Regions from separate parts of the Homo sapiens genome. Here region 1 is linked to region 2. Evidence: chromatin contacts called from ENCODE Hi-C or POLR2A ChIA-PET data. All regions are on one chromosome and are shown on one strand. The core of a region is the stretch at or near the end of the contact, and the rest is flanking DNA. Distances in the headings are between cores, read along the strand shown.

Region 1 (3,043 bases), core at 505-3,004, 2.4 Mb after region 2:
GCCAAAATAATCTGACCAGATAGTTATATAGTTAGGCTACATTCTATCAAGAAACATAAAGGAATAGAGATATTTTAAATGTTGTGATATTCCTTATTTATAATCCCCTTCATAGTACTTTTCATACTGTACTATAATATAATGTATCTGTTTACTTGTCTGTATCCCCCTCTAGGCTGTAAGTTCCTTGAAGAAAGAAAGAACTCTCTCCCATTCTCTCTTATAGTAGAAGTTAGCATAGAGGTGCCTGGCATATAGGTGGCCAGACACCTATTCAAACCCTGTAGAATGAATGCTTTTACAGCTAGTAAACAGACCAAAGCCCATACCCAATATCATATGCTGCATATTGTCAATAGAAATACTGGAGGAGCAACTGGGAAGCAGGCACTCAGAAATTTTTTTTGAGTGGTAAAGAGGGTCCTGATCTTAGATGCTTTCAGTCAGAGCTGCAGTATACAGTTGGATAGGTTGTTCACTGCACAAGGTTAACCAGCTAAGGGCACTAATTGGGGCAGAAAATCCAGCCTGTATTCTACTTGACAAGCCATCAACTCCAACACCGCTCTGTATCTGCCCACAGGAAGCAATGCCTTTTTTCAAATTCCTACAAAGGCCCTGTACAAACTTCAGATAGTCTTGATTTAAATAATGACAGAGTAATAATGTCTGACAGGTTACATCTCAGGAGCAAGAAAAATTGCCCTACCAATCTGATTCCACCAGAGAGTAAAAGAAATAGTGAAGACTGTCTATTCTTAAAATGAAAACACTGAGGTTGGAGATGGTTTTTCTCTGGATTCTCAACATAGGGTGATGTGCTTACAAAATAATTTTTTTTAAATAAAAAAGACCCACATAAGGGAGCCTCTGTATTCAACTTGATCCCAGAATATGAGTTACAGAATCAGAGATGCATAAAAATCTGGAAGAAACCTTAAAGTTCATAGAATTCCATTGCTAGAAGGAACTTTAGATATCATCTGGTCCAAGAATCTTAATTTTACAGATGAGGAAACCAAAAAGATCAGGAAGATTATGTGATTTGCCTGTGGATGGTTAGCAAAGCTAAATCTAGAACCTGGTTGTTTTCTACCTCTCAATCGAACACTCTTTACCACAGCTGGTTGGACTTGACATCATTATAATCAACTAAGACTGATTGCGCACCCACTGTGTGGGAGAGGCTGACATGGACTTGGTTTCCATCAAGGGCCTAGCAATGAGGTTGAGAAAACAGGAAATCCAAGCATCAAAAGATAAGTAATAATATGAGATGGCATATGAAGCAAGGTTTAGATTCCAGTTTCCCAGTGGGAGTGGTGACACCAAGGTGAGTGATGGGTGTGGGGTGGAGTGCCCTCGTATCCACCCACCTATGCGTCCTGGTTCTGTCTGGAGGCACCAGGGCCAGGTGACAAAACGTCCAGGCGAGGCCGCAGTAGGGCCTAAGGTCAAAAAGAGCAATGCTGAATCCTACATCCTGGGGCCCTCCTAACACGTAGCTTAAGGCTCTGGGCTCATGACCCACATTGTAAGGATGAGTGGGGTAAAGCCTATCCACATCTGGGCTGTGAATTCCAGAAGCGGGGGACCGAGGCAGCTGTGCATGAAGACCGCAAGGAAGGAGGAAGGGAGCCGAGGAGGCCCAAGAGCGGCGGGCGACCTGACACCACCCTGCCCTCCCAGCCAGAGGGGCAGGGGGGAACCCCGCGCGCGGCGCCGGTGCAGCCCGGGCTTCCGGGGCGGCGCACGCGGCCGGGGGGCGGGGCGGGGGCCGAAGCACCGCCTACGTCGGGCTGCGTGACAATGGGGCCGGCGGCAGAACGCAGCTGCGGCGGCTGCGGGTCTCGTGGGGGCGGAGCGGTCGCCGCTGCCGCCGCAGCTCGGGTCGGGATTTGAAAGATTAGAAACTTCGGGTGGAGAGGGCGGCGGCGTTGAATGTGTGGCGGAAGCGCTGGGGGTCACGGCTCCGCGCGCCGCCGGACAGCCGGCGGCGTCTCCACAGCATGAATTACCCGGGCCGCGGGTCCCCACGGAGCCCCGAGCATAACGGCCGAGGCGGCGGCGGCGGCGCCTGGGAGCTGGGCTCAGACGCGAGGCCAGCGTTCGGCGGCGGCGTCTGCTGCTTCGAGCACCTGCCCGGCGGGGACCCGGACGACGGCGACGTGCCCCTGGCCCTGCTGCGCGGGGAACCCGGGCTGCATTTGGCGCCGGGCACCGACGACCACAACCACCACCTCGCGCTGGACCCCTGCCTCAGTGACGAGAACTATGACTTCAGCTCCGCCGAGTCGGGCTCCTCGCTGCGCTACTACAGCGAGGGTGAGAGCGGCGGCGGCGGCAGCTCCTTGTCGCTGCACCCGCCGCAGCAGCCTCCGCTGGTCCCGACGAACTCGGGGGGCGGCGGCGCGACAGGAGGGTCCCCCGGGGAAAGGAAACGTACCCGGCTTGGCGGCCCGGCGGCCCGGCACCGCTATGAGGTAGTGACGGAGCTGGGCCCGGAGGAGGTACGCTGGTTCTACAAGGAGGACAAGAAGACCTGGAAGCCCTTCATCGGCTACGACTCGCTCCGCATCGAGCTCGCCTTCCGGACCCTGCTGCAGACCACGGGTGCCCGGCCCCAGGGCGGGGACCGGGACGGCGACCATGTGTGCTCCCCCACGGGCCCAGCCTCCAGTTCCGGAGAAGATGACGATGAGGACCGCGCCTGCGGCTTCTGCCAGAGTACGACGGGGCACGAGCCGGAGATGGTGGAGCTTGTGAACATCGAGCCTGTGTGCGTGCGGGGCGGCCTCTACGAGGTGGATGTGACCCAAGGAGAGTGCTACCCGGTGTACTGGAACCGTGAGTAGCGGGCCGGGGTTAGGGCAGGACGGGCTGCCCCTGCATGGGCCGATGCGCACCGGTGTGGGTTTGGGACTGGTCGCCGCGAAGAGGGAGGCGCGTGAGGCCTGGCGTTTGGCTGGGGCAGGATGGAGATTGAGCAGGGAGCGTCGGCAGCTGAAGGGTAAACGAGCAGATGGCAAAACCCAAGCTGCCT
Region 2 (3,043 bases), core at 248-2,747:
GCTAGGTAAGCTAAGGAAAACAAATGCAACCTAATTTAGCAAAAATTCTAACTTTAAGTCAACTCCTATACAATTCAGAACCTTTAGTTCACCGAAGATGCTTATCTTTAGCTGGGCTGGCCATGAGTGTCTACATTTCTCAAGGCTTTCCACAAAGTCATCACACACACACACACCTTAACAGTTAACTTCAACCGTAGCTCTTTACTCAAGGCTTTCCACAAAGTCATCACACACACACACTCACACACACACACACACCTTAACAGTTAACTTCAACCGTAGCTCTTTAAGCACTACTAACTTAAATAGCGGCTAAGGAATCCGTTTGCCAACACAGTTCTGAATTTAGATTCCTCCTTCCTCCCACAGGAAAGAAGGGCCAACACTGAACAGCTTACTTTCAACCTAACCTAGTCAAGGTGCAACTGGGGCCGGCTGGGACGCCGCTGCCCGCGTCCGGGGCTGCCCACATCTAGTGCACCCAGCGCCTTCACCGCCAGCATGCGGGGCTGCACATCCCACACCAGACGTATGGCTGAGAGCCAGACGACTTCTCTAGACTTCCCGCGTAGTTTTCCGGCGAGGTCCCCAAGGCCAAAAATCTCACTTTTGGAAACTGAAGGGGTCAGGCCGAATCGCTAGGACACACCCCTCGGGGACAGGAAGGGATAACTTCGCCGGTGTCGAGAGTGGTCCATGGATTTTTCCAAAGTCCCCCCTCATGCTGCTTTCCGTGCCCAACCGCCTCCCGCCCTGACCTGGGGACTCGCAAAGGGCAGCGGGAGGGGCGCCGGGGAAGGGGGCGAGCGCCCAGACCGCCGGAGGCAGCGGCGAGGACTGGAACTCCAGCATGGCGTAAGTGTGGCCCAGCTCCGGCCCGGGGACGCCGCCGGAGACGCGCTGCCTCCGTCCACCGGCCGAGGAGGCGGTAATCCGCCTTCCCTCCCGGGGGCCCTCAGGCTTGGCTAAAAATAGGTGCCTCGGTCACCCCAGGGCCCGCTCGGGTCGACCTCGCCTTCGGGAGAGTCGTCCTTGGGGAGGGTGGGGGGTGTCCCTCGGCCGCGCCCCGGGTGCCGCGACAGAGCCGGGGTCGGGCCCAGAGCGGCCCCGCGAGGCCGAGGAGGTCCCTCCGAGCCCGCCCCCTGCGGCGTCCCGGCCCCAACAAGAGCCCCGCGGCGGCAACCGGATGCCCGAGGCCTACCCAGCGGGCGGCGTCCGGGCCCCGCGGCCGCGCCCCCCCGCCCGGCGCGGCCCTCCCGCCTGCCCCAGGACCCCGCGGCCGGCGCCGCCTCCCCCCGCGCTCCCCGCCGCCGGCGCCCGTCCCGGTGCGGCCTGCTCTCCCTCACCCTGTGCGGCCGGGAAAGGAGACCGGGAAGACGCGGCGGCGCCGGCACTACAGCCCGGGCCGCCCGCTCCGAGGCGCCGCCGCCGCCGCCGCCGCCGCCGCAGTCGCTCAGGTGCCGTCGCGCCGCTCGGCAGGAAACGGGCGGCTTCGGGGCGGGGCGGGGCGGACCCGGCACGTCCTGGCGTCTGGGCCGGCGGCGCCGGGAGACCGGCCCCTTAAAGGGACAGCCGCCGGCCCGCCTCTGCCTCCGCGCGCCTGCCCACGCGCTCCGGTACTCGCTGCTCGCGGCTGGCCGGCTCGGGATTCCGGGCTTTCTTCCCGAGACCGCGTCCCCCAGCTGGGCCGAAGGTGGACGCTCAGGGGCTGGAGGCTCAGCGGAATCCCCTGCGTTCAGTAGCCCCGCTCTCCCCTGTCCCGAAGGTTGGTCTCGTCTCGCGCGGCCCTCCCTCCAGGGCACCACCTGGCTCCCCACGCCTTTTAACTTCAGCAAACGGCACTAGATTTACCCCCTGACTATCCCAGATTTCCCCCAGAAATTACTGGAAAACGACATCCCCCGTCCCTTTCTCCAGGGGATCTCTCTGAAATCTCCTTCGGGCAACGCTAGCTACAAACGGAGAAAGAAATTAGAAAGCGACCCAAATAATGGTCGGGCGCGGTGGTTCACGCCTGTAACCCCAGTACTTTGGGAGGCCAAGGCAGGCGGATCACCTGAGGTCAGGAGTTCGAGACCAGCCTGGCCAACATATAGTAAAACCCGTCTCTGCCAAAAAAAGTACAAAAAATTAGCTGGGCATAGTGGCGCACGCCTGTAGCCCCAGCTACTTGGGAAGCTGAGACAGGAGAATCGCAGGAATCTAGGAGGCGGAGGTTGCAGTGAGCCGAGATCTCGCCACTGCACTCCAGCCTGGGCGAGAGAGTAAGACTCTCCGTTTCTCTCAAAAAAAAAAAAAAAAAAAGGAAAGAAAAGAAAGCGACCCAAATGAGTTGTGTGCAAACATTATGAAAGTGTTGTGACTGCCAGCTGGTAGCCATTTATGAAGCCGGGGTAAAAATCTAGAAACTGCTGCGCGAGGAGGGATGGGCCCGGATCTCTCCTTATTCGTTTGCTCTTTGCTGAAAGGATGGCAGCGATCCTCCCCGTCCACTGGCAAGTGAGTTTCGTGTGGATTGTTTACCGATGATCAATCTCTCACAGGAGGCCAGGCACTGCCCCACTACATGTACAAAACACTCCAAGCTGTCCGCAAATGTTATGAAGGCTTAAAATAATCCTAACGATTCCAGACTGTGGATAGAGATAGAAAAAATTAGGACTCACCACCACCACCTCGCCCTACATCTGACAAAGTGGGAACAGAAGCAGTTAAGGAATGAACAGCAGAACCGTTTCTACACCAACAGAATTTCCTGTACATGGGCTGGTTAAAAGTATCCATACTTTTTATTCTAATCATTTCTAAGTTTTCTAGAGCACCTCCAAAATACAAATGAAAACTGCGCAGTGTATAGTGGCCTGAGATATTGAGAATTCTGCCAGTCTTCAGTCACCGTGTTCTCCACAGATGCATTGTCTTATTTTAACTCCAGAGGCGTCCTCTTTTTTCTTTCTCATTAGGATTACTCTGCCCCTCAGCGGTTCCAGTGCCCTCAAAGCAATCTGTCTCTGAAGTACTGGCTATCTTCTGAGCGTGT

The links. A loop is a pair of places that touch in the nucleus more often than their neighbours do. ChIA-PET counts read pairs that join two places held with the same protein, here RNA polymerase II (POLR2A). Pooled maps may share reads with other maps.
Region 1: a loop to region 2 is called in a map of B cell, with 17 times the contacts of the local background. The contact joins the promoter of DDHD1-DT here to the promoter of KTN1 in region 2. A Hi-C loop is called at or near these places in 4 of 168 maps with a recorded cell type or tissue (B cell, CD4-positive, alpha-beta T cell, CD8-positive, alpha-beta T cell and 1 more) and 7 of 50 pooled maps. POLR2A ChIA-PET finds 5 or more read pairs at or near these places in 1 of 52 experiments (CD4-positive, alpha-beta T cell).

Annotation. Positions count from the first base shown.
Region 1 is chr14:53,152,065-53,155,107 of GRCh38, reverse strand. DDHD1-DT (DDHD1 divergent transcript) reads right to left here and starts at 1,754. Exons shown (of 3, transcript NR_110062.1): 1 at 1,377-1,754. It overlaps DDHD1 (DDHD domain containing 1), which reads left to right and starts at 1,785. Exons shown (of 13, transcript NM_001160148.2): 1 at 1,785-2,847. The coding sequence starts at 2,010. RefSeq lists a silencer at 1,610-1,939 and enhancers at 2,760-2,959, 2,980-3,029.
Region 2 is chr14:55,578,661-55,581,703 of GRCh38, reverse strand. It overlaps KTN1 (kinectin 1), which reads right to left and starts at 1,497. Exons shown (of 44, transcript NM_001079521.2): 1 at 1,350-1,497. KTN1-AS1 (KTN1 antisense RNA 1) reads left to right here and starts at 1,612. Exons shown (of 3, transcript NR_027123.1): 1 at 1,612-1,768; 2 at 2,967-3,043. RefSeq lists silencers at 179-473, 653-1,292, 1,353-1,612 and enhancers at 2,053-2,142, 2,153-2,272.